Linked DNA regions of Homo sapiens: region 2 is linked to region 1. A link is a contact called in ENCODE Hi-C data. All regions are on one chromosome and are shown on one strand. The core of a region is the stretch at or near the end of the contact, and the rest is flanking DNA. Distances in the headings are between cores, read along the strand shown.

Region 1 (5,091 bases), core at 1,761-4,260:
GCTGGGGAGCTGCAGGAGACCCTGGGCTCCAGGTGTGCGGCACTGGGGCGAGGGCTCGTCTGTGATAAATGGCAAGTGCCGCTTGCGTGGACAGACCACCCCCTCACACTTTAGCGCCCCCAGGGCTTCGTGTCACTTTCTTGGTCTCCCTGTAATCAGCTGTTTTACTGGAGGGGACTTGGCAGAACTAAGATTTGTCACATGGCCGTGGTCTTGGACCCTCCTAGGTGACCTGGGGCAAGACGCCCACTCCTCCTGACCAGCTTTTCTTCCTCTGCACAATGGGGATAAGAACACCCACCTCCTGGGGTGTCTTCAAAGGCAAAGGAGTAAATGGCCACTAGAGGTGCCAAAGAAACGCAGACATACAGGTGTCCCAGAGTCTCAGAGCAGTTTGCAGCTTTAACAACCTCAGAAGTACAAATGCCGCACACTTGAAAGAAACGTCAGTCGAAGGTGCAACTGTTTTCATTTCTTTTATCCTGTTTGCCTTTGTGAAATTTGAAACATCAATTTTTAATGTTAACTTCTTTCCATCAACATCTGCCATCTTCAATTAAAGGGACTTAAAAAGATAACATTAAAAATTGATTCTTCCAACTCCGTAAAACTAAAAAGCACAAAAGGAATTGAAATGAAACTTTTGAACTCTCTTTTGTAAGTTGGCAGCATATTTGTCCGAGGTTATGAGTGACAGCGTCAAGCTGCTTCGGACTTTGGGGCGTCCTGTGTCACTCTGAACGGGAAGTGACTTCTCAGGTCCAGCCCCTGGGTGGTGACCTCATGTATGTGGCATCCAGAAGCTTCTGTTCAAGAGCCTGAGGACAGTCCCAGGAGGGAGCCCTGGACTTGGAGCCCCAAAGCCCTGGTGGTAAACCAGTGTCCTCTGCTGCCTGCAAAGGGTGGGAAGGGGCAGCCAGTTCTGATTCCTCATTGGCCAGCAGGGGCTCCTGCAAATGCCCTTCTTGGGGTGGTGGGAAAATCTGAAAGAACAAAGGAGGGGCAGGGCATGGCCCAGGGTGGGCGCACTGGGGCAGATGGAGCAGGTTGGCTCACTCGTTTGGTGAAGGGGCTGGGGTGCCTGGGGGTGTCAGCCCACGGGGATCAAATATCAGTTCCATCGCCCACCGGCTCTGTAGCCTCAGGGCACGGCTTCACCTCTCCTAGCCTTAGTCTCCTCATCTGCAAAGTGGGTTGCTAGGAGGATCAAAGGAGGTGATGCGGGGAAGCCCTTTACCAGGAGGTCCCATGCTCCCCAGTGGCTGCTGTTCCCGGGGACCATGATGAGGACTGAGGGGCCCAGAGCCATTCGAGGGTATCAGGAGCAAGCCAGAGAAAGCACTCTGAGACCCGTAGTCCTGTTCTCCAAGGCCTCTGGGTATACTCAGCACCCAGAGTCAATGAGAAATGATCCCTTCCCAGCCAGAACACCAGGTCCTCAGCTGTCCCTCTGCCTCCCCGCCTGCCACTAGCGCTGCGACAGAGAAGTGGGGGACCCTGGAACGGACACTGCACGTTCCACCCGGCAGAGGGGTCTCAGCAGGACCTCTCACAGCACTTGGGGCACAGAGAAGGCTCTGGAGCAGGGCGGCCTGGGCTCTGATCCAGCCCAGCCTGCAAGAGCTGGTTCAACCACCTTGCAAACTATAAAGGGCGGTGAGAAACGCTCTGGCCCTCAGAGTACTTACAACAACCCGATTAAATAAGGATTCAATTTGTTAACGTGTATTAAGTGTTGAGATCATGCCTGGCACCCAGCCCACTCCACAGAAGTATGGAAATGTCAGCCACATGCTGTCTTTGTTGTTCTTGTAACTACTACTACTATTATAATTGGTGGCAGCGTCCCCCTGAAATCTCCCCCTCAAGGCAGGCAGCCTGGGGTCTTGTAGGGAGCTGAGCATGAAGAGGCCATGTGGTCCCTGGTGACTGCAGCGTGTCACCTTCCTTCTCTCTGGAAAGGGAGGAGGAGGTCTTCGGTGCTGGGCACACGAGCTTGCCTAGACAGGACACGGAGGCTGTCCCTGGCCCCCACGCCAGTGGAGGCAAGAAAGGCTATGCTCAAGGGAGCAGAGAGCACCGACACAGGGGTCCCTGACAGACCCCTTCCCCGCTAGGCACATCCTCACCCTCGGAGCCTCCTTCTCCTCACCTGCAAGACAGAGGTGACAGGGCTCACCTCTCAAGGCTGCTGAGCGGGCTGGACGCTACTGCTTAGATGCAACCTCCTTGCAAACTGTAGAGTGCTCTGAGAAGGTCAGTTGTTGTCACTGTGGGGGCGACACATAGGTCCTCTCAGTGGCCCATCTGTGTGGCAGTTTCTCATCCCTCTCCTCGGGACCTGCCTGGAGGTGGACGAAGGTGTTTCTGTCACCCTGCACACATCAGAGGCCACACACTGGTCTCAGCTGTGTTTGGTTGGCCTTTTAAGCATCTTCCAAAACTCTGCGTTCATTCATTGCCCACTTCTTCAACTCAGATCATTCACATAGAAATCCAGATTCCCACTTTCTCTGGAAGAATTCTGGAGGCAGGTGGCCCTGGGCCCCCACCCCTGGCCACTCTGGGTGGTCCAAGCCCTGTGCCCGCCCACTTGAGTGTGACACCTGGATGGGCCCTGGATCTCGAGGGACAGGCCGAGTGGTGTGGGTGGTGGCACTGGCAGGGTCTTGGCACCAGTGAGCCCTGGGTTTCAAAGCCAGCTGTGTGACACTGAGAAGTTTGTGCGACCTCTCTGAGCCCCGTTTACACATCTGTGAAATGGGACATTAATATGGCCAGGGCTGCACAGGGTCAGCGTGAGGCGGATATGAGAAAAAGCATGTCAAATACCCGGTACACAGTAAGTGCCAAATGCTCATCATCCCTGTGCCCACAAGGGTGTTGCCTTGTGGTCCTCAGGATGGCAGCATGTGGCCCTCGGGTGAGGCTGGTGTCCGCTGCTAGCTGGTGTGGGGAAGAAGGTAGGTCTGATGCTCCTCTGGGAACCGGCAGCTCTAGGACCAGCACTTGGGTCCCTTTGAGCGATTTGGGCCTGCGGCCAGCAGAGGGCGCGGCTGCCCCAGAGATGGCAGGTTCACCAGCACGTCCCCAAACCTGGCCACTGCTTCCATTTCCCCAAGTCCATCCCAGCTCCTGGGGCAGGCCACAGCGCTGGCCCATTCCCTGTGGCAGATTCACTCCAGGCAGGTGCTTCCCGTCTGTGATCCTACTGTGTCCCTCAACCACCCTAGGAGGTAGGGACTCATTGCTTCCATTTTACAGATGAGGAAACTGAGACCCAGAGAGGCCCGGGAATGGGATAGGAAGCAACGTGCCAGGGCTGGATGACGAGTCCACCAGGCCACACTGGGACTCGAGGACTGTGGCCCACAGAAGGGTCTGGCAGGGCTGGTTCCTGGGTTGGGCAGGAATGGCCTCTCGGGAAGACAGATAATGAGTTTCGGGGACTGTTACTGCCCCAGTGAGATGGGAGAGTAGAGTGAGGCTCGGAGGGACAGTGGCTGCCTGGGGCAACCAGGCCCGAGGAGGGGAGGGCACATTCTGCATGACTGGGGAGGGGTGGGGCAAACAGCCTGTTTGGAGCAGAGGCTGTGTGAGAGCAAGAAGGGAGTCCCGTCAGATATGTCTCATGGGGACCCCGGACCAGACCCTGAGGGCCACAGGAGGCCACCCTAGCTGGGAGGTGAAGTGGCTGTGTGGACACCCAGGCCTCACCCGAATGGACTCTTCCTTCCCCTCTCCCCCACTCCAGGTCCGCTGCCAGCCCCAAGCCCCCCACCAGCCATGAGCTCCTCCAGAAAGGACCACCTCGGCGCCAGCAGCTCAGAGCCCCTCCCGGTCATCATTGTGGGTGAGTGTCAGGCCCCAGCCAGGGAGGGGCTCCGCTGAGCCTTCCGGGTACCCCCCAGGTCTGAGGGCAGGAGCTGGGCAAGTCCAGGCCTGGTGTCTTTTTTCGTTTTTGGGGTTTATTTTTTATTTATTTATTTATTTATTTATTTATTTATTTGAGACAAAGTCTCACTCTGTCGCCCAGGCTGGAGTGCAGTAGTGCAATCTTGGTTCACTGCAACCTCTCCCTCCCGGGCTCAAGCGATTCTCCTGCTTCAGCCTACCAAGTAGCTGGGATTACAGGTGCATGCCACCATGCCCAGCTAACTTTTGTATTTTTAGTAGAGATGGGGTTTCGCCATGTCGGCCAGGCTGGTCTCGAACTCCTGACCTCAAGTGATCTGCCTGCCTCAGCCTCCCAAAGTGCTGGGATTATAGGTGTGAACCACCATGCCTGGCCCAGGCCTGGCCTCTTTACAGTGGTCTTTAAATTAAGCCATTGAGCGTTTACTATGTGGCCAGTGCTAGGCTTAGCAGTTTATAAGCTATCATTCCCTTTCACACTTCCGAGAACCCAGGGGTCTAGAACACACCCATCAGCTGGAGGCGACCCGGCGTGGCGCAGGGAGGCCTGGTCCTGAGCCCACACTGATCCCATGACTACCCTGTGCCCAGCACTGTGCTAGGTGCCCACATGAGAGGACACACAGTAGCGGCTTATGATTCCTGTCCTCTGTCTGCACAAATGGGGACAGATGACCCCCCAGTATGCAGGCGTCCGATTAAGCCACGTGAGATGGTCATTTCTGTAAGGCAAAAGCAGATGGGTGCCTGTGATTTCATATGGTTCTTCCTGGTATCCTGCATATGAGTAATATTCCGAATCAGACGAGATAAGAAGAGGGGAAAGGACAGATAAAAAGAGAAGCGCTATCACAGGGCTGTGCCTGGTGAATCGCCCAGGAAGCGCCACAGATGGCAGCGCAGTTCTTCAGACGTGCAAGCAGCAGACCCAACAGGCGGCTCAGCACCCCTGAGCGCCCACAAGCACCCACCACTCAAGTTCGCCCCCAGGCCACGTAGCAATCTGTGCTACATTCACTCATCCATCTGACCTAGTTCTTAGCAATCTCAGAATCTCAGTCGCGTCGTCAGATATTCCCTCTGTCTGGGTTTTAATCCCGGCTCGTCTACCTTCCGGCCGTGTGACCACAGGCAAGTAACTTAACCTCTCTGTGCCCATTTCCTCAAGTATAAAAG
Region 2 (5,091 bases), core at 1,498-3,997, 790 kb after region 1:
CCTCCCATCTTAGGGAGATTTTCTCTATCTTTATTTAAAATAACCAAGAAAAGCTTCATTTAAAATGTTTTAGAACATTCTACTTAGTCATATGACTTTAAATATAGTTTGATAAATAGTTTGTTATGTTCTGTATATGTTAAAGTCTAATTGAAGTAGCTTTGTCAAACACTGAAAGTAAGGGCCTCTTAATGACTGGTAGTAGAGGAAAGCCTTGCCACACACAGTCCACGTAATTATTTTTGTGTGGACATATTGTAAACCCCTACCAAACAGATTATTTTTTTAATCCTATTTGGTTAGGTCAGTTATGAAGATGTTTTAATTTTCTGAGCAAAAGTGTAGTTTCTTTAAAAATATATAATTCTTTTCAGCCTGTTTGTTGAGGCTTCGATAGACAGAACGTAGTTGTTGACAGTTTCAGGAGTCTCGTGAGATAGTAGAGCAATAGAGTCACATTGAATAACCCTTGGGATCATATAGGGCTTAGGGAGAATGGCATTGTTTGAAATTTTTTTTGTTGTTTTATTCTCCTACTTAGGGATTTACTTTATAAAAGTGGTAAAACATACTCAGTTTGTTACAAGTCAGATCCACTACCACAAATTCCCTTTAGTGGGCACACTTTTAAGTGTAGGCCCACTTATTTTAAGCAGCGTTTAACTGAGTGAAAGTCTAGTTTCATTAAAAGATCTGTTGATGTGGGTTATAATAGAGTTTGACTTGCATTAGTATCTAACTGTTTCTACTGAGACAGTGGTATTTGTGTTATTAACTTTTGGGAAAGAGGGAGTAGGGAATGATTTAGACATTAAATGTATTCCTTTCTGCCAGGCATGATAGTGTGGAGATTGAGGCTTGAGGCTCGATAACTTGAGCCCGGGAGTTCGAGGCCAGCCTGGGCAACATACTGAGACCCCATCTTTAAAAAAAAAAAAAATTATACACACACAAAATGCTTGGAATAATTTGTGTATTTTTTATCTCAAGTTTGTTTCAAATACTCACATTTCTGGACTATTTCCCCTATTGTTAAGTCTGCTTAATAAATGCCAGCTAGTTTTTATGCCATCAGAAGTGAAATTAAGAAGGCAGATGGACTAAAAGAATCACGTATAAGGGATTTTGAAGTGAAATACATTAAACTCTTGATTACTCTTAAACTATCCACTTTAACGGGTTCTACTTGGACCTTCTTGGTGGCAAGGCCATCTCCTCGGTGTAGGTTATGTGTCAACATTTTGTTCCATTGGCTGTTTTTCAAGTGTGAACTGTTATTTGAAAGGAGAAGGACACGCCAGGGGAGAGCGTGTGAACTGAATACTCAGTGATTTCCTTTAGCCCCAAGGGAAGGATGTATCTAAACACAAAAGCCCTGTCTTGCCGAGGGTTGGAGAGGGATCTGTGTTTCAGTGACTGGTCTGAGAGGAGATGGTTGCCATTTATCAGTAGGAGTCAACAAAAGGAAACTTAATACAGCCCGGCACAGTGGCTCACGCCTGTAATCCCAGCACTTTCGGAGGTTGAGGTGGGTGGATCCCTTGAGGCCAGGAGTTCAAGACCAGCCTGGCCAACATAGGGAAATCCCATCTTTACTAAAAATAAAAAAATTAGATGGACGTGGTGGCTCATGGCTGTAATCCTAGCTACTGAGGAGGCTGTGTCAGGAGAATAGCTTGAACCGGGGAGGTGGAGGTTCAGTGAGCCCAGATCGTGCCACTGCACTCCAGCCTGGGCCACAGAGTGAGACTGTCTCAAAAAAAAAAAAAAAAACCCAAAACTTAATAGCTTGTGTTTGAAAGTAGTTGCAAAACGCGACACCCTTGTTAAGAGTGAGTATGGCAGACACGTGGGGAGTGCCTTTGCTGCTGCTTCCCTCATTAGCACAGATACTTTGGAGTTGACGAACATGTGACGTTTGAAATTGAACGTATGCTTTCATTGAACATTGTACTTTTCCTGGGTCTTTACTAAGGAACATTCCTCATATACTAGACGAAATTGTATCAGATGCTTTCACATCACAAATAGAGCCATTTTGTATTTGATGTTTTGCTTTCAAAATTATGCAACAGTATATTTTGTTTTAACAGAATATAAATAATGCTGGGTAAGAAGAGTGGCCAACTGCCCGATAAGTTAAAATTCCAGTGAGAGAGAACTAGGAAAACTGAGCTCTTGAACAGCTCTGAAAACATTGCGTTGAGGTATCTAGCAATGTCATTTATTATGAATTGTTAGTCAAAACCTGTTTATATGATTTTTCACAGTGGTTTTATACCTAAAAGGCATTGGATCAAGAAACAAAGTTATTACAATTTGGGTCTTCTCTAATGAATTACCCTGTCCGTGTTTATTTAAGTGTAAATGAACATACAGTTATGTGCTGCTTTAATGATGTTTCAGTCAACAACAGACCGCATGTACGACAGTGGTCCCATAAGATTATAATGGAGCTAAACAATTTCTAGTGACCAGTGAGTTGTGTTACAGTTGCCTACGGTATTCAGTACACAACATGCTGTACGGGTTTGTAGCTTAGGAGCAATAGGCTCTAGCATATGGCCCAGGTGTGTAGTTGGCTATACCATCTAGGCATGTGATCCCACAATGACAAAATTGCCTAATGCCACATTTCTCAGAACATATCCCCATCATTAAGCATGGCTGTGTATCCTAAAACTGATCTTTATTTTGGCAGTTTATAAATCATGCATATATTTCCCCCCGCTCCTTGGGGGAAATGGTTTCTCAGATATTTTGCACTTCCTCTTCAAACTCTGAAGTACACAGGCAGTGGTCATGCGGCGTGATCTAAGTTAAAAAGGCGTGGCACCTGTTTACCGGGATCCACCCTTGTGGACTGAGAGTTTAGTCCACATCTGATTCGATGTTTGTAGCCTCACATTTATTATACATCTTTCCACTTCAGAAACATAAGTTGATCTGTAGTCAATGGGTAGTGGTACATTTTGGTCACTTTGCTGTCCTCCACCTGGTTAGATAACCAAGATAGTGTGTGTTCTTCCAAATTGATGGTAATGAGGAAAAGAAAAGCACTTGGAGAATGTTCTGGACAGTTAGAATGATGACAGAAAAGCAGGTCAACAACACCAGAATGTCGATTACGGGCCAGTTATTGAGCCCTAAGAATCAGAGTTCTGTACCTTGCATTTTCAGGGATTTTCAATGTTAATATGACCCCTAAGTCCTAATTTTAGGAAAACAGAATTTGATGTGTAAAATATGTGTAAGAATAATCATAGCTTATGATGACATAAAAGTTTACGATGCTGGTATTGCCTTTGAGTTGATAAACAATTTCAGTGGGCTGATTTGTGGCAGCCCTTGTGAGCTACCATCTAGCATGTATGTCTTAAAATTTGAAAAAAGGCTATTAAGCAACTCCATTTTTCTGTATGTCAGCAGATTTCATAAGAGTGAAATTTCAGTTCAGCCTTTTCATGTGAGTTATTACAAAAGTGAACTACAGGTTTCAATTTTGTGTCTTTTATGAGTCATTCTGGCATTTTGTGCCTTTTCTCACACATTGTTCTAGGCAGCCCCACCAACTCCTGTGACAAAGATGGACTGGGGGAGGCCATCTTCCTAAAGTTGCTGTCTGAACAGTTAAGTAGTAAATTATACCAACCATGATGAATTGAAAAGAAGGCTTCTGGGGAAAGTTTGTTATTAGAGCCAACTTCTATTATATGCCCTTAAAGAAGGTAAAATAGATACACCAATGGCAATGACTTTGGAATGCAGGTCAAGTTTCAACCTAGAAGTTGCCTGCCCTCTATCCTTGGTGGCCCGCCTTCCTCATTTTTATTCTTTTAGCCTCCATAATTGGAATGCGTATTGGACTTTAGGCTAGGAATAACATTGTAAATGAAAATGTTGATGTTGAAAGAGGAATTTAAATAGAGCGAAGAGTGATATTAGAAATTTGGAAGTGGTATTAGTTCTGGCTTGTCCGTAAGACCTGACTTTTGCATGATAACAATAGGATTCATTCACTTGAACATAATTCGGTCTGGTCTTAGGAGGAATTAGAACTGCTTTTGCACCCCTGTTTTTTTCACTGCGAGGAAGAAGAGGAGCTCACGAACTTCATAAAGCGTTAGTGTCTCCTCCAGTTGATGGTTATCGAAATGAGTCAGGATGGAAGGCTTAGTGTACGTGTGAGATGTTACAAAAGTGGACCTTAAATGTTTCTTGAGTGTTTGGATCTTAAGAGAAAATCTTTGACAATAAGTATTTAATCTTCATTTCTTACAATCATTCCTCTTAAAATGGAGCTTTATTTTTTAAAAACGTATTTTTTTTTTCTTAAGAAACAGGGTCTTGCTCATTCATTCAGGCTGGAGTGCTGTGGCATGATCATAGCTCACTGCAGCCTTGATCTCTCAGGCGCAGGTGGTCTTCCTGCCCCAGCTTCCTGAGTAGTTGGGACTATAGGCAGGCACCACCATGTACAGCTAATTTTTTTATTTTTTATTTTTTATTTTTCATAGCAACAGAGTCTCACTGTGTGGCCCAGGCTGATCTTGGAACTCCTGGACTCAAGTGATCTTCCTGCCATAGCCTCCCAAAGTGTTGCCTGAAATAGAACTTTATTAATATATCTTTAATATGTCAAGATGTTTAAAACTTGTCAAGATTTTAAGGAAGTTGGGCTAACATTTCCTCTTGGGATGCTGAAAGTTGTTGGTTTTCTCAGACTCTCACATAAATTCATTTGCTTTTCCCTTCTCCTTCCACCTCTATTAGCTCTTTATTTTCTAGGGGGGATTCTGATGTCTGTATTGAGCTGGCCGTCATGCCGGGAGTGGTCTGCTTATGTATTTACATGCGTGCTCATCTTTGCTATAGCTGAGCGTGGTGCAGCTCCTTACCTGTTCCAGGTGCGGAGTGATCTGCCGCACAATGAATGAAGTGGCAGAGCCAGGGCGCGAACCCCCGTCTTCCTGGTTTGTGTGCCTGGGCCCTTGCCCTTTACTGTGCGTCTTCTCAGGAGCTGTCATTTAGACTTTCTGGACCAGGAGCTAAATGACCTTTAAAGTCTGTTGAGTCATTTCTAACAAATAT

What was found. A loop is a pair of places that touch in the nucleus more often than their neighbours do. Pooled maps may share reads with other maps.
Region 2: a pooled map shows a loop between it and region 1 (5-fold over the local background). The contact joins two enhancer-like sites. A Hi-C loop is called at or near these places in 2 of 50 pooled maps.

The regions. Positions count from the first base shown.
Region 1 is chr16:83,953,886-83,958,976 of GRCh38, forward strand. OSGIN1 (oxidative stress induced growth inhibitor 1) reads left to right here. Exons shown (of 6, transcript NM_182981.3): 2 at 3,755-3,853. The coding sequence starts at 3,787. Among named protein-coding and RNA genes, the nearest start is that of OSGIN1, 3.2 kb to the left of the region's middle. RefSeq lists an enhancer at 168-937. Within about 2 kb of position 3,011, at least 2 of the 41 ENCODE cell types and tissues checked have a DNase peak (open chromatin) inside an H3K27ac peak, as active enhancers do.
Region 2 is chr16:84,748,649-84,753,739 of GRCh38, forward strand. The region is part of intron 4 of USP10 (ubiquitin specific peptidase 10); the gene reads left to right. Among named protein-coding and RNA genes, the nearest start is that of USP10, 51 kb to the left of the region's middle. RefSeq lists an enhancer at 3,564-3,643. Within about 2 kb of position 2,748, at least 4 of the 41 ENCODE cell types and tissues checked have a DNase peak (open chromatin) inside an H3K27ac peak, as active enhancers do.